Regions from separate parts of the Homo sapiens genome. Here all the other regions are linked to region 1. Evidence: chromatin loops called from intact Hi-C (ENCODE). Cell type or tissue: heart right ventricle. All regions are shown on one strand. Each heading gives the region's core, and the rest is flanking DNA. Links, peaks and the distances in the headings are about the cores only.

What was found. Hi-C counts contacts between places; a loop is a spot of excess contacts. Peaks named below come from ENCODE experiments on the same cell type or tissue, not always from the same donor. Only the 100,000 strongest peaks of a DNase experiment are listed, where the experiment ranks them.
Region 2: it touches region 1 in a loop (2.7-fold over the local background); 11 of 110 quality-filtered maps call a loop at or near these places.
Region 3: it touches region 1 in a loop (2.5-fold over the local background); 18 of 110 quality-filtered maps call a loop at or near these places.

Annotation. Positions count from the first base shown.
Region 1 is chr1:219,668,365-219,675,170 of GRCh38, reverse strand. No RefSeq gene overlaps it. Among named protein-coding and RNA genes, the nearest start is that of ZC3H11B, 59 kb to the right of the region's middle. In heart right ventricle, for the core only: no CTCF peak of the experiment used is centred there; a DNase peak (open chromatin) is centred at 4,230; H3K27ac peaks cover 1,691 bases.
Region 2 is chr1:219,738,134-219,744,939 of GRCh38, reverse strand. All of the region lies in intron 5 of LOC105372926 (a long non-coding RNA gene), which reads left to right. Among named protein-coding and RNA genes, the nearest start is that of ZC3H11B, 130 kb to the right of the region's middle. In heart right ventricle, for the core only: no CTCF peak of the experiment used is centred there; DNase peaks (open chromatin) are centred at 3,483 and 3,737; H3K4me3 peaks cover 2,679 bases; H3K27ac peaks cover 3,275 bases.
Region 3 is chr1:219,789,741-219,796,546 of GRCh38, reverse strand. It overlaps LOC105372926 (a long non-coding RNA gene), which reads left to right. Exons shown (of 6, transcript XR_001738473.2): 4 at 970-5,268; 5 at 6,099-6,199. Among named protein-coding and RNA genes, the nearest start is that of SLC30A10, 140 kb to the left of the region's middle. RefSeq lists an enhancer at 2,058-2,207. In heart right ventricle, for the core only: no CTCF peak of the experiment used is centred there; a DNase peak (open chromatin) is centred at 3,732.

The DNA of each region.
Region 1 (6,806 bases), core at 1,223-6,222:
CTGATTGCTATGAAGAAAACAAAGGGCTGATATTGACAAGAACAAATGGCTGGGATGGAGGCCTGTGTGGGCCCAGAAGTACTGAAGGCTGTGGGTCAGGAAAGTCTTCTCTGAAGACCTAAAGTACGAGAAGGAAGTGGCAGTGGGAATGGTTGTGTTGGTTGTCTTTGTGTGTGTGTGTGTGTGTGTTGGTGGCTTGGGACTATAGGAGAGGCAAAGAAGATTATTGCAGGTAGGAACAGCAGTATATTCAAAGGCTCTGAAGCAGAAAATGTTTGGTGAGAGTTGGTCACGTAAACAAAATTTGTTCATGTTTTTAAAAACCTGGATAATGAGTGTGGCTCAAGATGAGGCTGGGGCCAGATCATTCAAGACTTCAAAGGCCATATCAAATTTTTGAAGTAGATTCTAAGGATAATTCAAAGACACAAAAACGTTTTGAGGAAGAGTGTGACATGATCTGATGCACATTAAGATCCCTTTTACCACAACTCAGGGAATAGATTGGGGTGGGCAAAAGTAGGAGCTGGGAGAGCAGCATGGAGGCTTTTTCAATAATTTGGGCAACAGAATTGGAGGAAGAATCCACTGGTAACCTTGTGTGCAGTAAACACCTCTCTGATAGTCTTTCTCATGTCCTTCTTAATTGGATCAGTGAGAATAGACAACTGTTCCCGACTCTTGCCTCCAGGCCATTGAATGTCTAGACTAATTTGAAACCTCTGGAGTTTGAGGTACCTGGAAAGACAGGTCCTATTTTAAACTTAATTTTATTCAGGGTGTTTCCTAAGAAGTGTAATTCCTCCTTTTGATGAGAGTCTGACATTAACAACAATAATAACCCAAGCCTATAACTCCTTAGTATGTCAATCAGAGTTTGAGTTTAAAAACTAAGGATCATATAATGTTCTTTGGAAATAATATTACAGCTTAATTTTTTTCTCTACCAGCATTGTTGGGAAGGACAGATAAAATAAGACAAACCATGCAAATGATTTTTGTATCAAATTTGACATCGCAGCTGTGGTGGTACGAGGTGAACCTTATAGACGAACAGACGTGAGTTTAAATATCAACTCCACTGCTCAACTGACTGTGTGACATGTGGCAGAAGCCTGCAGTTCTGGAGTGTGCGTTTCTTCAGAAAGTGAGGTGATATGGACAAAATAATTGGTACATGATCGATATTCATGATACGGCAGTTTCTGTTACTGCTGTGGTTTGAATGGGTCCCCCTCAAAAGCATGTGCTGGTAATTTAATCATCAATGCAACGGGGTTAATAGATGGGGCTTTTGAGAGGTTAGAAGGCCATAAAGACTTTGCCTTCATGCATAGATTAATGCCAATTATAAAATGGCTTGAGGAAGTGAGTTTGATCTCTTTTTCACCTTGTCTTTGCCTTTCTGCATTGGGATAACACAACAAGAAGGCCCCCACTAGATGACAGCCACTTGATCTTGGACTTCCAAGCCTCCAGAATCATGAGCCAGTGAATTTCTGTTCATTATAAATTATGTGGCTGGGCTAGGCATGGTAGCTCATGCCTTTAATCCTAGCACTTTGGGAGGCCAAGGTAGGCAGATCACTTGAGCCTAAGAGTTTGAGACCAGCCTGGGCAACATGGCAAAACCTTATCTCTACAAAAGACAAAAATTAGCCAGGCATGGTGGCACATGCCTGTGGTCTCAGCTACTCAGGAGGCTGATTGGGGAGGATTGCTTTACCCTGGGAAGCTGAGGCTGCAGTGTGCTGTGATCGGGCCACTGCACTCCAGCCTGGGTGACAGAGCAAGACCCTTTCTCAAAATATATAAACAAATAAATAATAAATAACCAAGTCTGTTATATTCTGTTATAGCACAGAACAGGACAAAACAGACTAAGACACTTGGTTTCTTCCTGGCTTTCCTCTTCCCTCTTCTGAAGGGCATCTAACTTCTCTTGGCTGCAACACATCCTAAAGATGTTCAGCTAAATTTTCTTCCATCATCACAGAAATATGAAGAGGATAAAGTAAATATTTTTTCCCTCCTTTTTGCTTCTCTTCTGTTTCTCTTCTCCTCCTCTCTCCTCTTCTCTTTCTTTTTGTTTGAAGGAATATTACAGGTTAGCAATTATGTCCTGACCATAAAACCTGGTGTCTGGCACCATACTGGTTACTTTCTAGGCATTAACTTATTTAATTTTCACAAAATCCCAAGAGGAAAGTATTAACATGATCTCAATTCTATAGATGGAAAAACTATGGCTTGCAGAAGTTTACTTACCCAATTTCACACAACCTGTAAGTGGTGGCACTGGAATTTGAATCCAGGCAATCTGACTTCAGAGATTTGTTAGTGCATTTTTTAGATTTCTCTGTCCCTTTAGACATTTTTACTGGGTGTGGAATGTGGGGACATTGGTACTGTTGATGACCTTGGTGGAGAGGTGGGAAGTCCTGCCGGGAAGTAAAGAGGATTTGGTGTTTATGAGTGCATGTATCTATGTGCCTTATTAATGAAAAATGGTTTCTCCCCTTTTATTGTCCACCATCTGTGTCACACCTGGAGGCACTCAGTATTTTTTAGAAATATAGATGATTCATACAACTATTTTCTTATAAAGTCTAACCTCCCAGAGGAGGAACTGGAGGGGAAAGTTCATTTACAAAGATCATCTATGCTTATAAAGGCATCTTAATTTGGTGAGTTGGAGAAAGCCCGGCTGCTAATTGATTAGCTTGTTTCTTGACCCGCTAATTGAGACTTGGTCTTTATTCACATGGCTCCTAGGCAGTTTTGACTTCAGTTGTGTGTCCTGATCTAAGCTTGCCAAAATCAGATACTGTGGGGTGTAGAGTTAACAATCTGGCAGAGCATCTGGAGATGTAATGTCAATGCCGTTATGGAAAACTGAGGAACTTCCCTCCCAATTAGAGAAGATTGTTCTGGTGCTTACTCTGTTGTTACAAGCTTGTTCTCTTAAATGCCTCTACTGTTACAATTCTAAAATATAAGACACAATTTTTTTTCAATAAGGGAAAACTGTGTATATTTAAGTGTTATTTATATTACAAACTAATACTCTCAAGTAAGTGCTTGGCAGTCACAAGTTGACTCAGTTAAAATAGTCCATCTAGGACTAGCTTGAACAACAGGGGAAGTTTCCTGTGGATCTTAACCACCCTTTTTGGAGAGTTAAGAGGTGCAATACAGTTTGCATAGAGGGAAGCAGGATCAGTAAAAGGATTTCTGACAGGGCTTCAACCTTTGTTGAGCTCCTTGGGTCTCTTGTGCACTCTGATCAGGGGTAAGCCATACTCTGTATTCTCCTTGGTATCTTCCTCTGAGTCCTTGTCTGCTGGGTGGTCAGCTGCCTCACTCAGTGCTTTATAGACACAGGGCCAGTCATAAGGCAGAAAGCAGGCCGGGTGTGGTGGCTCACACCTGTAATCCCAGCACTTTGAGAGGCCGAGGCTGGCAGATCACTTGTCAGGAGTTCGAGACCAGCTTGGCCAACATAGTGAAACTCCATCACTACTAACAATACAAAAATTAGCTGGGTGTGGTGGCACATGCCTGTAATTCCAGCTACTCGGGAGGCTGAGGCACGAGAATCACTTGAACCTGGGAGGCAGAGGCTGCTGTGAGCCGAGATTGCACCACTGCGCTAGTTCTATGGAACTAGATTCCAGCTTGGGTGACAGAGCGAGACTCCATCTAAAAAAAAAAAAGCAGTAAACATTTGTTTTCCATTTCCAAAGCAATGTTTCCATAGTATAAGAAGAGAAGAGAAAAAAGCCACTCAAGCCTTCTGAAGTAATAACAAACCATGAAGGTTTTTTTGTTTGAAAAAGAATATCTTTCTTTGAGGACTGACATGAAAATATCTTTAAAGCATAGAGTATAGAGCCTAGTCCTCAATAAATGGTTATGACCATTTAATTCATATTTTAGTACATTTTTGCATGCTTACCTGTTTGTCTTTCCCTGCTCTTCTTCCAACCCACCCTCCACTTCCTTCCCTCTGTCCTTCCTACTTTCCAGTATACAAGCTGTAGCCTACATACAACTTGGTAACCAACTTATCATACAATATTTTGTCTATTTAAACTGAGTAATCATTACTGAGAAAGCAGGGCCCCACACCCCATTCACTTTTCTTTTTTTAGATGACTACTTATCATTGTGTTCCTCTGTGTGGAGTCAGGAATAGAACTAGAGCTGGCAGCCTGTCAGCCCTCTGTCCTTATCGCCCTTCCTCATTTCCTCCTGGCTTTCCAAATGGCCGACAACTGGAAGCAGCCAAGTCCAGGAAACACACCTACTAATTTCAAAGGACGTATTTGACTGGGAAGTACTTGCATAAGCAGAATATTCTTGGAATTATACAAAATGAAGCTGGCCAATATGTGGTTGAGACCTCAGAGAAATAAAAATGTCGTCAAAATTGGACCTACCCTTTTGCTCCCTAGTCTTCATTTCTACTCCAGCTCTCTTCTTATTTGGTTAAGCAGTTGAGTCACAACTTGATCTCGATTTTATAGATGAAAAAACTATGGCTTGCAGAAGTTACTCACCCAATTTCACACAACCTGTAAGCGGTGACACTGGAATTTGAATCCAGGCAATCTGACCTCAGAGATTTGTTAGTGCATTTTTTAGATTTCTCTGTCCCTTTAGACATTTTTACTGGGTGTGGAATGTGGGGACATTGGTACTGTTGATGACCTTGGTGGAGAGGTGGGAAGTCCTGCCGGGAAGTAAGGAGGATTTGGTGTTTATGAGTGCATGTATCTTATTTGGTTAAGCAGTTGAGTCACAGCTTGAACTTCAGGATCATCTTGCTCAGAATCATTTGACCTATGAAATCAATGAGTTAGAAATCAGGTTGGGGTGAAATGATTTCTTATTTTCTTATTTGTTTTCCAACCCTGTGATTCTGTGAATTTTATGAACAGAAGGGGAAAACAATGCCATCAAATGGCATTTACTTTTGAAATTTTCCTGAGAGCCGCACAACTTGAAGTCTATTTATTCAATTCCTCTGAAAGTTGGGTAGTCTTTAAACACATGTCAAGGCAGCCAGACTTAATGCCTGTATATTTTACTAAGAGGTTGGTGGGCTTATTTGATTTAGCTCATGTGAGAAGTTTAATTGTTTTCTTCTTCTTTCTTTGCTGGCAGTGACTATATCTGGTAAAATAAAGCTTTGTCCAGCCACCCCCTTTCATTCTTTACACACGAGAGATGGGAACTGTGGATGGCTGGTGTTTTCTTGAGGTTCCCAATAGACCATGTGTTTCACATCAAGTGAGCTAATACCTTTTGAGCTGAAAACCTTTCAACGGCCTCAAGTTTCTAGACCAGACTTTACCTCTGGGCTCCAAACAGATCTAGTGCTCATGTTGGTTCACCCTTAATATTGGCACAGTACATGCTGATTCATGAAAGTAAGTCCCAAGACTTGTTTGGTATTATGCCTCAAGTCTTACACCCATTATTTCCCCCATCCAAGTCCTGCCAAACTGTTATGGGAGGCTCTATGCATGTTGATGATATTAATGGCACTGTGAATAATTATGCCCCCAGATCTTCGTAAGAACCCAATGAAGTAGGTATGGCTATTATGTGTATTTTACAGACAAGGAAGCAGGCTTAGGGAGATAAGGTCATTTGCTCAAGGTAGAAGAATTAGCATGCAGGTAAAGATTAAATCATGCTCTTTACCCCCTAAATCACACTTTTTCTGCAGCAGGAAATGTAAGTGCCAAGCCATGGGAGGGTAAGACGTTATTTTCTTCTTGTTTTGGTCAAATTAATTTAGAGCAAAAGTGATCTTTGAGATCAACCCCAATCCTACCTTCTTTATAGATGAAGGAGACAAGATTTGTGATGCTGAGTAATTTGCTCAAGGTCGAGCTACTGGCAGTGGTAGCGCCATAAAGAACAAAGGTGACCTGTGCTCTTTCCGGCACAGTATGCTGGGCAGGGCAAGAATCTGAAATTACAGAGGAGTGAGATGGTGCTGACTAAGAGTTAAGAGAGCTAAAGGTTTTTGTCCTAAATTAAAATGAGATTACACTTTCTTGAAATACAAATATAAATTAAAGGATCCTACATGTGGATGAGATCTGGAAAGCTTTCCTGATCTTCTAGTACCTTAGTAAAATCCACACTCCTTTTCAGGATCTCCAAGGCAATGCATGATCTGTCTCTGGCTGCCCATCCCAAGCTCTCATGGTGCTAGCCTCTTTTGAGACTTAGAGCCCAAGCTCTTTCGCTGCCATCTCATCTGCTGCTTGACCTGGTCTTTGCAGGGCTGGCTTCTTCTGCACACCTCAGTTTAAATACCTGCCCTTAGAGAAGTCTTTCCTGATATCGCTGCATGTATGCATGTCCTCTGCCCCATCTTTTATCTTTTTTTCTTTAGCCTTTACCACTATTTGCAATTATTTCTTTATTAGTCTGCTTGTTGAATGCTTGCCACTCCTTCTAGATTCAAAGTCCAATAAAGTCAGGGTCATGCTTGTGTTGTTCAACATCGATATGCTGGCACATTTGTTGAGTGATTGGCTGGCTGGTTGGCTGGTTGGCTGACTGGATAAATGAATGAATACATTTCCACCTGCCAAACCCCAAGTATACAGTCCTGAGAACAATATTGCCTGAAGCTCCCAATGGGGAGAGCTTTAACTACTCCAATTCCAATTCCAATTTATTTTCTAAGACTAGTAAAGTTAAGTTACTAACACTTCCTTGCATATTTTTTTTTCAAATAAACTAGCCAGTTGCTTAGCAAAATACGAAGCGAACAGGGTAGA
Region 2 (6,806 bases), core at 1,092-6,091, 70 kb before region 1:
AATAGTTGGGACATTTGCTGAAAGGATGATGACATGAAAGAAACACCATTTCCCACCAAATCTACAAAGGTTACCATGGCATTACCTGCAAGCAGCTTGCACAATATAGCAGACTTTGGGCAGATCTTATTGTAGTCAGTGTTTCCAGAAGTAGCCACTGAGAATGGACATGACCTTTCAAAATGCTGCTTTATTTTTTGTGATTGTGAAAATGGCAAGTGGCTGGGCATGGTGACAAACACACATAATCACAGCATTTTGGGAGGCTGAGGCAGGAGGATCACTCAAGGCCAGGAGTTTGACACCAGCCTGGCAACATAGTGAGACATCATTTCTACAAAAAAAGAAAAAAACATTTAAACATTAGCTGGGTATGGTGGGATGCACCTGTAGTCCTAGCTACTTGGGAGGTGGAGGTGGGAGGATAGCTTGAGCCCAGGAGTCTGGGGCTGCAGTGAGCCATCATGGTGCCAGTGCACTCCAGCCTGGGTGATGGAGAGAGACTTTGTCTCTATTAAAAAAAAAAAAAAAAAAAAAAGAAAGAAAGAAAAGAAAAAGAAAAAGAAAGGTAAATTATTATAAACATGGAGGCCAGGGCATGGTTCTGTAATCAAAGTATTGAGTAGAAGGAAGAAAAACAATTTTACTAACCATATATATATGTATGAAATCATTTAATCCTCATAATATGAAATCATTTAATATGAAATCATTTAATCCTCACAATAACCAGTTAGACATCATTGCTCTCATTTTACTGAGAAGGAGGCTGAGGCGCCAAAAAATTAATGAATTGAGTCAGGGCAGAAAGTGGAAAAGACACTGGACCAGATCTTAGAACCTAATACTTATTTCTTTGCAATGTGATATTGTGTAAGTTATTTAGCCTGTAACCTCTGTGTCTAATGTCTCAGTTTAATGATTGAAAAGATAATAATTCCAACAATAATATATTAGTGTACTACTTTATACTTTATGAATGTTTTTCATATTTATTATCTCATTTGTTCTTCACCTAATGCCTGTGTAGTAGCTGGCATAGTTGACACAAAATAGTGGAAAGTGCTAGAGTCCTGGGTTCAAATCCTGGCTCTGCCTTCAGTCTGCCCTTTCGAGATTCAATCTCATTTTCACTGCAGTCGAGATAATAATGCCTATTTGCAGCGCTGTTGTGAGATCTGAAAGAGATAGATGCGGGTAAGCATGTTTAACAAATGGTAGCTCCTATTAAGGGCCCATTTGAGGGATGAGAAGAATAATACTTAGATACTGCATGAGTTCCTCAAAGTTGCACACAACATTCTAGGCAGTGAGGTAAGGAGTTAGAAGCATAAGCTTTGGAGTTAGGTGGACTTGGGATTTAATTCTAGCTCCATTTCTTCTTCTTCTTCTTCTTTTTTTTTTTTTTTTTTTGAGACGGAGTCTTGCTCATCGCCCAGGCTGGAGTGCAGTGGCGCGATCTCGGGTCACTGCAAGCTCCGCCTCCTGGGTTCACGTCATTCTCCTGCCTCAGCCTCCCGAGTAGCTGGGACTACAGGTGCCCGCCACCATGCCTGGCTAATTTTTTGTATTTTTAGTAGAGACAGGGTTTCACCGTGTTAGCCAGGATGGTCTCGATCTCTTGTCCTCGTGATCCGCCCGCTTTGGCCTCCCAAAGTGCTGGGATGACAGGCGTGAACCACCGCATCCGGCCCCTCTAGCTCCATTTCTTATAAGCTGTGTGATCTTGGGCAAGTTATTCAATCTGTCTGAAATTTAGTTTCCGCATATGTAAAATTATCTGTAAAATAATCATAGCTTCTTAAGTGGGTGGGTGATGGAGATGATAAAATAAAAAGCACCTAGCTAAATGCTGGTCTCTTTCCTTCTTTACGCTCCCTCCTTTCCTTTCTTCCTTCTGTCCTTTCATTTGTAATCTGGTACATGCCCAATACATGTTAGAAGATCAAATATAATCTTTTTTAGAGGAACCAGCTTGATGTTGTAAAAAGCTCACAGGCTTTGAAGTTGAATGTGTAATGGTTGAGGTTGAGGAGTCCTGAACTGACCCCTCTAGCTCAGTGATTTTGTGCGAGTCACCTCACCGTCCTTTAAACCGACTCACCTGTTAATGATCCTTACCTTAAAGGGCCACTGTAAAGAGTGCAGGAGGGAGATGATTTGGATGGTGCTTTGTAGTGTCATAGAGCTAGAGAAGTGTTATACTTATGAATATGGAATTTTGGGCATTAGGCAATAAATTAGAAGATGTTTTTGTGAGTGAGGGCAGTGGGCCTAGATACCAAAGTTTTTAGAACAAAAGGAAAGTCCTGTCTCAGGCAGAGCTGAGACAGGTGGTTCAACTCTCACCATGTTGCTGTCATTGCTCATCTCATTAGCCCAGTCCTTCTCTGTGCCTGGTACTGCCCAGACTTACCAAAAGGAATCTGTAAGTCCATATGCATATGTATATTCCCAACCAATGAATTTAAAAAGTAGATTTTCTATCATTATTCTTACCAAAGTTTTCGTTGTTAAAAAGAAGCCTAATGGCAGCGAAAGCTAGAAGCTACTTCACTTGAGTGGGGCAATTCTCTGGTGGCAAGGACTGGGTCTTACTTATCTTTGTATCCTAGTGCCTAGCACAGTATGTTATGAACTTAGTAGATATTCAAGAAATAGTGTGAATAAGTGAATGAATAAATGTGTTTTTTTTCATTGACTTAGCACTATGCCCAGTTCCTCCCTTTGGAAGCCTACAGAGTCCAGGTGTGGCCAACTTGACCTCTGGCTTCCTTTGCCTTTTCATGTGAGTTGATCTGCCTCTGGGCTTACAGAGCTTTTGTTTGAAGAGTATCCTGCTCCCTTGGAGTTGTTTGTCTGATAGACTTTTCTCCTCACAGGATGATGATATCACTTGAGAAATTCAGCTCTTAAAAATTCCATCTCGTCTAAACTAGGAAACAAGCTCATCTCAGTCAAGCTGTATACCTGTTATTATATCTCAATAATATCCTGCCCTACTATCCCTTTTGTCTTTAGTGTTAAGAGAAAGAAGAAAAGCAACAACCCAAAATGACCTACATGAAACATCTCAAAAGTTTTCAGCACTTAGTTATTATCACCTCTCATGGGAAAAAGCCTTAGGCAAAATGTGGGAAAATGGTCCCTTAAGTGGAAAAAATGAAGAAAGGGAAAAAAATGAGATCAGTGAAAATAAATACAGTACAAAGCTCCAAGTGATTCAGTTTTGTTAAAAGTAAAGTGATGATAGGTAGAGGGAGTGCTCTGATTGTGAGTTATTTTCTAAAACCCCAAACAAGGGATTTGGAAAGCTGAAAGGCAAATCTGTCTCTTAAACTTCCCCAGAGAGATCTTTCAGGGAGAGCTAATATCTGTAGCTATTTTGGGAAGGTCACCTATTAAACAAGAACCTTGTGTGCTGAATTCATTTGGGGCTAGCACTCAAGGTCGTGGACATCCATGAATCAAAATGTTCCCGAATGTGGATTGTCTGCAGCCAGTTGGAATCTGGTGGAATTTCTTCAGGAACTGGAACACCATCCTTATCCCTACAGCCTCCACTGATGTCACAAAACTCTACAAAGGAGCCCTCCAATGGATCTCAAATCTTTCCATACATTTGAATGGCAGATCCATTTTATTCCAAGGAATGTTCTCAGGAGCAGAGATGTGTGGCCCAGAGGCTCACATATTCTTTTCTGGTTGGTGGTTGTGAAATGCACGGTGTGGTGGTAAAGGTCCAGGAGCCTGGCATTTCTTGAATTTGGACTTGGGCCAGATGGTACGTGACCCAGTGTTCTGGGGGCAGAATACTGGAACTTTGGTGGCATATAGCAGGTTAAAACATAGCTTGAGAATCAGATATTTCTCTCTCAGTTGCCTACTGATTAAGTGGCAGAGGACAAGTTAAGTATTTTGGAACTTACCGCCATGTTTAAATAAGATGAGTATAATATTTAGATCACGAGATTATGTGATGATTAAATTACGCAGGCAAAAAGTGTCCTGAACTGAACTTGATCAGAGTAAGTAGTAAATGTTGCTATTGTTATTATTCTCCAGCTAGAGAGCTGGGAAGAGAAACAGGATCACATATAGGATGTGAGCAAGAGGATGTTCTTCTATTGCTTTTGTATTTTCTTTTTATGAGGAATCACTGAATTTGCGTTGTTGAAACATTGTCACAAATGGAGTTTGTAACATTATTACAAATAGAATAGCATTTTGTTACTCCTTGAAACATTGATGCAAATGGATTTAGGTTCCAAGGCAAACCCAGAATGTTGCTGAAATAATGTGCTTTAGCAACAAGATTTTGCATTTTCTCTTTCTTCTCGTTGCCAGTGTAAGTGATTTAATTTGTGTGAGCTGCTTTAGGAGATTTATCATACTGTTTTTATGGGTAAATCCATTCCCAGCTACAGACAACTGGAATATAACTTATTTGTGTGCTGGAGGCTTCCAGTGCTGTTTTAGGAGGATTTTAATTGTGTTGGAAATCAGTACTCATGACTCCTGGTGAATATTTTTATTTTTTTAATCCTGCAGGAAATTTCTAGTGCTTTGGCTAAGCGGCTGGGAGGGAATCTCAGCCTTTGGCCACAGCTACCTTTCCCTTTTCTTCTCTGTCTCCTTTTCCCTTTGGTTCCTCTCCCAGGATCTTGGGTATTTCTCTGGGCAAATGAGCCTGCTTGAATGACTTCTATGTGGGGCTACTGTTTTGATGCTGCCTTTAAAAATATGTCAATTCAATAATTTTACTAAAGAAATATTTTTATAGTAAGCAGTTGGTTACTTAAGGTTAAAGTTATTTAACCAGTAACCTTAATCTAATTCATAGAGTAAGCCTATAACATTTCCCATTTCCACGACATCCTGTTTTCTCCTCATCCCTACCAGTAACAGGTATTATTGTTATTTTTAATTTTTTGTCAGTCTGTTAAATTTTAAGTGTTATTTTCTTATACTTCCTAATAAATTTATACCTATTTTCACATGTTTGATGGCTATTTAGAACTGTTCTTCTCTGGATTGTCTATATATCCTTTGCCTGTTTTCTATTAGTTTGTCTTCCTGACAATTTGGAAGAACTTTTTAAAAATAAATAAACTGTGGACATTAGCCTGAATGTGTTCTGTTTGGTGAACAAATAGTCTCTCTCTCTCTCTCTGAGTTTCCAGTCTTGTTAAAATGGCATCATCCAGCCTTATGCTGATTTAGATGACTTAGAATGGTTTTTCTTGCAAGATTGTGTTTTGCACATATGTTTAAGCCATTAATCCATATGAAATTCAGTTTTGTATGTTGTATAGAAGACCACTTTTATTTTCTTCTGGACACGTGGCCACTTATGACAGCAGCATTCATTAAATAATCCACATCTTCCATGCCTTCATTCTATTTTCACCTCTTATTTGTACTGGGATCTATTTCTGTATTTACTATTCTGTTGTTGTGATTAGCGTGTCTATTTCTACCATTATTAAATTGATCTGATTATATTGGTTTTGTAGTGTGCTCTGTGTCTTGTTTTTCCTTCTTTTTCATGTTCATTTTGGTTCTTCTTAGGCATTTATAAATCTATATAAACTTTAATAGGTATCTAATTACAAAATAACCCCATCTGTTGAGATTCAAATTGGAATTGCATTACATTATATATTCATTTGGGGGAGATTAATTTTTAATAACAGTAAGTATTTTTACTCAAGAACCAATGTAAGGAGAAATACAAATTAAAAGTAAGAAGCTTACTTCTCTCTGTAAAAATAAGGGAAGAAACTTCTTCCCCATATTCCTTTTCTTTCAGATTTTCTTTATGAAATTCTCTTTTCAAAAGACAGTTAGATATATGAGTCTGGAATTCAAGTGAGAAGTCTGGGCTAGAGCTATAAAACTGGGAGTCATTGGCATATGCTATTTAAAGCCATAATATTGTTTGAGATCACTAATCAAGTGCAGATGAAGGAAAAAAGGGACCAATATTAAGATATTGGGGAATGACAAAGAATGGCTAGATTACTGAGGAAAATTAGGTGATTAGAATTTCTTGGAACTAAGTGAAGAAAGTATGTATTTCAAAGAGGAGGGAATGATCAGCCATGCCAAAATGCTGCTTACAGGCAAAGTAAGTGGATGTTGGATTTAGGAACATGAAAGTCATTAGTGATCTTGACAAGAGGTCACCAGTGGAGGAGAGTGTTAGAGGTGAAAGCTTGATTAGGGTATGTTTAATGCAGACTTCGAGGATGACAATTAAATGTAATGTATGGTCCTCAATTGAATCCTGGATTAAAATGCCACCATCACTGTCACCATCACAGATACTATCATCATTATCACCATCACTGACAATAATAAAAAAATCTGTAAAGAACATTATTGGGACAAATAGAGAAATTTAAATAGGGACTATTAAATAATATTGTAGCAATGTTAAATTTTCTGATAGTGAGGACTGTATTGCAGTCCTATAGGAAAATATTTGTAGGATATACATACTTAAGCACTTAAGGAATGACATAATGTTTGTAATTGACTCTGAAATGGTTCCTCCAAAAGAATGTGTATGTGTGTGCATATACTTCACACTTAAATACATACATATATGTGTATATAAAACATGTATTTGTATATGAAGACTAGAGAGATATCATGGAAATGTGGCAAAATATTAATAATTAGTATATGGAGGTGGAGGGTACATGGATCTTCATTTTATTATTCTTATACTTTTTGGTGAGCTTGGCATTTTCTAAATAAAAAGTTGTAAAGAGAAACATTGAGAATGGAAGAAGAGGAAT
Region 3 (6,806 bases), core at 1,270-6,269, 120 kb before region 1:
ATAAGCCACTGCCCCTGGCCTAAATATATATATATATATATATAATTATTATTTTTTGAGACAGAGTCTTGCTGTGTCACCCAGGCTGGTGTGTAGTGGCACAATCTTGGCTCACTGCACCTTCTGCCTCCTGAGTTCAAGTGATTCTTATGCCTCAGGCTCCTGAGTAGCTGGGATTATACACATGTGCCACCATGTCCAACTGATTTTTTAGTAGAGACAGGGTTTCACCATTTTGGTCAGGCTGGTCTTGAACTCCTGACTTCAAGCGATCTGACCACCTCAGCCCCCCAAAGTGCCAGGATTACAGGTGTGAGCAACAATGACTGGCCAAAAATAATTTTTTTTAAAAAAGATTTTGTTCTGATTCTGATGGGGAATGGACTCTTTTCTAAAGTTACCAGCAGTTCTTTAACTGGTTAGCGCTACGTTAGGCATAGCTCGTAGTTTTTAGGGTGGCAGGTATGTAAAAAAAGAGGAGAGATGGACAAAACCAAGACAGCAGAAGTAGCTATTTGAGGGATTTCGGAACCCTTGACTGACAGTCACTTCCTGGGACAGTCCTGATTTTGCTGCTCTTTCCCCACCTCTTTCTTTTCAAGGCTTACTCCCTACACACTTACCCTAGCTCTAACCCTTCCTGCTGAGGGGCACCCCATTCACAAGGCAGCGGATACCAGATGTGAGGAATGGAAAGAAAAACGTTGTTACTTGATTGTTCTTATGAGTTATACACTCAGGCTCTTGGTTGGAGGGCTCTGATGTGAAAGCTTGGCTTCAAATCCACTGAAAAACTAGCATGATTGAAGTGGTGAACTGGAGATAGGGTGGGGGTGGCCTACCACGAGGACTAATTTGTTCTTTAAGTTTATCTAATGGTTTGTAAGGGTGGAAATATCTCTGGGGAAGTGTGATGGATTCTCCTAGGAAACTGACTTCACCAAATAATTCTTTTGAAACTGTTTTCAGAAAGGAGACAAGTGGCATGAATCTATTTACAAAGAGAATCACCTCTGTGTCTGTGACCCGAGAGCCATTCCCGTAGTGATACAACTTGGACATTTGTTCAGGAGGCAAGCGCTCACGCTGAGTGATTTTCAAAGCTGTTCGAGGGCATTTATCAGGCTTTTAACTCTAGGTACTCTTTCCCACGGTGTGAAGGCCAAGAGAAGGGATCCTGGGCTCTCTTCCCCGGCCCCAGGATGGGAATTCAGGGGGAAAAGGTCATCTACTCTTATCCCACAAAAGAAAACTTATTCATCAGTTGTCAAGCTAAGGAGCTTCGGAGTCCACAAATAGGGAAATTGCTAAGAGCTTATCAGTAGTGTTCACCCCCCAACCCAACCTGGGGCCACATGGAGAATGATGTTGGGGGCACCAATCTTGTCCTACTTCAGGTGAAAAGCAGGGGTGGGGGGTTCATTCTGAAGGGCTCCTTTGTTAAAATTCCTTCCAATTCCAGGAAAAACATGCACTCCAAAGCCATTATCTCTTTTACTTCTTACTAGGGGACTTCCAGGAAAGAGACAGAGGGAGCGAGAGAAAAAAAGAGGAGGGCAGAACAGCTGCAGTGAATTTAGTCGCCTCTCCAGTTGCTTTCCTTGTTGCAGAATATTTCACATCCCAGGATTTTCCTTCTTGTCCTCTGGACTGTTGATACACCCAAGATCTTAATATCCTTTCGATCACAGGTTAAAGACATGGGGTGGGGCCGGGGGTTGAGGGAGCAGAAAATTGTATTTTAAAGTTTTGTTCTATTTGTTTTATCAGCAATTAAAACTTTTTGTGGTCCCTACCCTGGGCCATGAGGCCACCCTGCTGTGAATTCAATCCAGCCTGACCAGCTAGGACAATGATCATATGAATTAATGGATCTTGATAGACCTCAGTTCCCCTCTTCTCGCCTCACTGAGCACAGCCCAGGCTTCAGTGGCTGCACGTGTGAGCATCCACTCCCACACTCTACCCAAATCACATGCTGAATTCATTGCACATGTGAGCCGTGCTGCACCTGTGGTCTGGAGATACCAGAGTAAATGTAGCTGTGCACCTCCTCTGGGTGTCAGAGGACCTGAGGTTGCTCCTCTGCCTCAATGAGGGGATCTTCCTTCTTCCCTCACATCTCTCCTCCTCTTTGAAGTCGGTAGCATGATTTGGACCCAGCCTCTTGGGAGAGGTGAAATACTCTTTCACTTTGGAACAGCTGAGGTTTGCTCATGGAATCGGAGGTGCTGAAGTCACAAGATCGTGGTGTGGGTGACGCTGGCGTTTCTTAGTAATGAGCCTTGCTGACACATCCCAGGAGAGGAAGTTAGGTTAGGGCAAGGCAAGTGAATGAAATTGATTAAAGGCTGCAACAGATTAAAAAAATTAATGTACTTCATTTAGGGTTATGATGTCTTCTTTCCTGGGTTAATCCATAGGCAATGTGGGATTAGGGCTCCTTAACCTACACCTGGAAGATTTCACGTCAGAGGAAGGTAAGATAGGGGAATCTGTAGGGGCTGGTCTGTGAGCCAGCATTGAGAGTTTAAATTGAGCCCCATAAGGAAAGCCTTCCTTATCTCCCATAACTAGGAATTACGATGGTGTCTGAGGAGGGGAGGCCTCTGGATGCAGGGTTTACTGTAAAACTGAAGGACAGCAAGGCTGATGCTCACAAGTGAGGGTGGAACAGGTATGGTAAAAGTGCTTTGCATTCAGCAGTCACTCAACAATGACTGAATTAAAGCTATTTTGTGATAAACTTTGTTTGATAGGCTACTGCCCCAGAATGTTTGCAAATATGCTCATTTTTGAGGTTCACAGCTGTCCTCTCCTTCCTGAGGTTCTACTGAGGCATCATTTACCTCCTGGTAGATGTGAGATGTGGTGATCACTATAGGGTAGGCAGCTTGGAAGCAAGGATTGGTGAGCAGTCTTTTGTTCTGAGTTACTACTGCAATGTAGGCCAAATTCCTCTAATTTTTTTTAAAAGACAGAGTGTAGATATTGATATTCTCATTTCCTTTGGAGCTAGAGTAACCCAGAGTAATAAAACCCCTTGGGCAAGCAAAGCAAACACAACTCAAGACAAACCACTTGCACGAGAGGCTTCAAATGGTGATTTAGATTTAGAAAGTTAAGTGATGGGATCTTGAAGACCACATATTCCTTGGGAAAGGCACATGATCTGGCCAGCCTGAAATGCATCATCAGCCCCTTTGAGGAGGTCAGTGACCCATGTTAATGTAAGGTATAAAATTCCAGGTTGTGGAATTCGGTGGTGCAACTCATGAGGGTTCCTACATTATAGCAATCTTTAAATGGTTTGATAAAGTTGAGAGAGAGAAACAAAACTGAAGATTCTTTTTTCTCTCTGAGTAATGAGACTCTTGGATGAAAGGCTTTTTCTATATATGGTTTTTAATCTTCATTTTCCACTTTCTGGTACCCAGATCGGCGCAGGGGAGATCTTTAACTTGGATAGCAGTTTGTATTTCTAATTCAGCCCCAGATTAGTCTCCTATTGTGTATATGAGATGTTGAACACAAAAGAAAACTGCCTGAGAGTGTGAGTTGTGGAGGTGGCTGGGCCAGATGCTTGCCTGAGTGATGAGCTGCAGATATCGGCTCAAGTGGAATACTAAAAAGGGCTGGTACATGACTCCAACATCATTGAATTTCCTTTTTCTCCTGCCAGTGGACATGACAACTGAGGATAAGGTGGCTGGGAGACCATGAGGGCAAATGTGACACAAGGCAGGAGTCTTGCCCGAGCTTGTCAGCTGGTTCTTATTTCCTCATGCTGCAGGAGCCTTCTCTGGTAGGGCAGAAAGACAATGAGATCTCCATGCGATTTTATGGATCAGTTTTCACTTTTCCAGATGCAAAGAGAGGAGCCATAATTACCTTGCATATGTTTTGATAGCATCCCTTGGGCAAGTGGAAGGGGTAACTCACAACAGATAAACTCTGCTTTTGCTCCAGAAATGTCTCCTGCATCTGCAACAGGGGGGTGTTGAGTGATGCTATAGGCAGCTGGAAGGGCTCATTTATTTGACCTAATTATTCCCAGTGTAGACCTGACTCATCATAATGGGCTCTTCTTCAAAGGAAATGAGAGCCAGATTGTCTCCTTGGCAGCAATGGAAAACAAATGCTATCCACAGAATGGCTGTTAGATTAAAAAAAGGTGCAACTTGCCTTTGGGGCCAGCTGATGTTTAATGATGTTACCAAGAATAGAGGACTGGAAAGAGAGTAGTGTCAACTTCTGACATTGTAGCTTTCTAAAAATGTTCTTAATAAAATTAACTTACCATTGGATGCCATGAACAAAAGTAACCACATACTCAGAATCCAAGGAAAAATGGAAGCCTTGGGGTGTTTTTATTAATAATCGATGAAATCTCTATGGGTACAATGGAGGACTTTTCACATAGAGACCTTATTATTTCTTAATCCTCTTGGATGCTCTATTGAAGGATTAAAATGATCTTTTTTTCCTAAGGGATGGAGAAATGGAGAAAGAGAGTTGAAATAACTCTCCTATTACCATCAAGCAAATCAAACACAGAATGGGACCAGCATGCCACATTCCCTCTGTGAAGCCTTGGAGTGCAACTGCATTAGCTCAATGGTGCATTTCACAACGTCACAACTTCATCTCAGATCATCACAAATTGTCCATATTGAAACCTGGGTGCAATGAGAATAATCACTTAAATTTTCTCTGGTCCCACTTTTCTGCTTTACAGTGGTAGTTGAGAATGTCATACCCCTAAGGACATGGGGAAGATGTGTCCTTGACTGATTGATCCCTGTGACACAGTCTGACACTTTGCTTTTGTTCAGCAATTCTCAAAGCACTGGATTGCAATGATGCCCTGTTGACAGCACTGTTCAAAAGTCGACCTGTTGTTGCTGGAACCTCCAAGAATACAGTGTTTGATCTCAGCCAGGATCCTGTCTTGGAAGAGGAGAGGGAATCCCAAAAACTACTTGTGAAGAAGATCCCATTGTTCAATCAAATCCTCGTCACTGTAGCAATCCATGCATGCCATTGCAGTTGGCATTCTGACACGTGTACACAGTGTTTTCATCTCTTCCCTGGAGTTGCAGCCAAAGCCTGAGATTCCTTTCGACACGACCCTGAAAAAACTCTGGGTTTGTGCTCCCCTCTGCTCTGCAATAACATACCAGCTCTGTGATGTGGCCAATGTTTACCTAGTTGGTGGGAGGACTTTTTAATATCAAAAGGAAAACATTTCTTCTGCATTCCACATAGGTAAGATGTGGTTTGCTGTTGTGCAGGGATAAGGATTTGGGGTGGGGAAGGGATGAAGAAAAGAAAAACAATCCCCCCACCCATGTTTTTTTTTGAAATTTTCAGGGCTAAAGTGATGGGTCAGAGTAGGTGAGCAAAAAAAAAAAAAAAATCATCAAGCAATGCGGGAAGATGAAAGATGAACAGACTTTGTTTTAAAGAGTCACAGTCATGACTGAGCATATGTTTCCTTTGCATTCAGTTCCAAAAATAGATGATTAGTAGTGAGAAGCAACTGGTTTCTGATACTTATCAGAGGTCAGTTAATATCATTTCCAACTGTTGGGGTTAGATATAGGGTAGGCTGTATATCTAATGGAAAGAGATTATAAAACTTCATGGTACCTTGGATTATATTTCACAAAGCTGTTTCTGGCCAGACAAAGCAGTTAGCTAAGTAAGAGGAATTTGCCCAAGGATAAAAGGGGCTGGTAAGTTGTAGTGATCTTTTTAGATACTCTCTGTTTTAAATAGTATGAATACACTGGCAGTTTATCAGTTATCATGGAACAGTGGGGGCCAGGGAGTGAGGGATGAGCAGGAGGGGACACACTGAAGACCAATTGGGTGAAGAAGCGGGTCCAGCTGGGTATAGAAATCAGTGCTCTATTTTCTCCATAGACCCCACAAATGGTAGCTTGCAGGCTAGAGATTCTCTGAACCTCTAATGTTACCTAGAAACCTGAAGAGGCTGAGGGTGCCCTGTTCTTAGGGAAAGAACAACCTTGCTTTAAGTTATGTTGTTAAATGTTTTGTCAGTTTGATTTAGTTTGTTAATTTCTCCAAAGCAGAATCTGCCAAGGACATTCCCAAAGATCTACTTACTTATTAGAGAAACCAAGAGAGTCCCAGCAGCACAGAGGGATCGAGAAGACTGAGAACAGAACTGGAGGTGAGAATATGGCCACAGGAGACCCCAGGACTTAACAAATGCACTGGTTTGACTTATTTTCTGGATATTTTCTGGATGTATATACTGCCTTTACTTCTCTTTAAAATAGGGGCAGTGCTAGAGGTATTGACGTTTCTTGAAATGTTCACAAGTCCTTGACACAGACTTCAGGGACTTGCAGTGATCTATGTAGACTGGATATGCTTCAAGTGGAAGGTTGTTGACTTTATTTTGGTCCCTAGGGTTAACATCCCACCTTATGGATTATTCAAGTTAAACTCTCAACAGCTGTTAGGGCTTTGTACTTCCACAGAGCTCAATCTTTCAGTTGACTGCTCATTGCTGAGCCCTGTACCATGCACTCTGGGAGTAATATAGGAAGTCTCTTCCTTAGGCATTGATTTGCAAAGGCTGAGTAGGTGAGAGTATGAAGGCGTGTAGGGGTATGGGCTAACTTTTTTTTTTTGATTGGGATCTCACTCTGCTCTCCACGCTGGGGTGCAATGGTGTGATCATAGCTCATGATAACTTCATACTTGAGCTCAAGTGATCCTTCAACCTCAGGCTCCCCAGTAACTAGGACCACAGGTGCATGTCACTACACCAG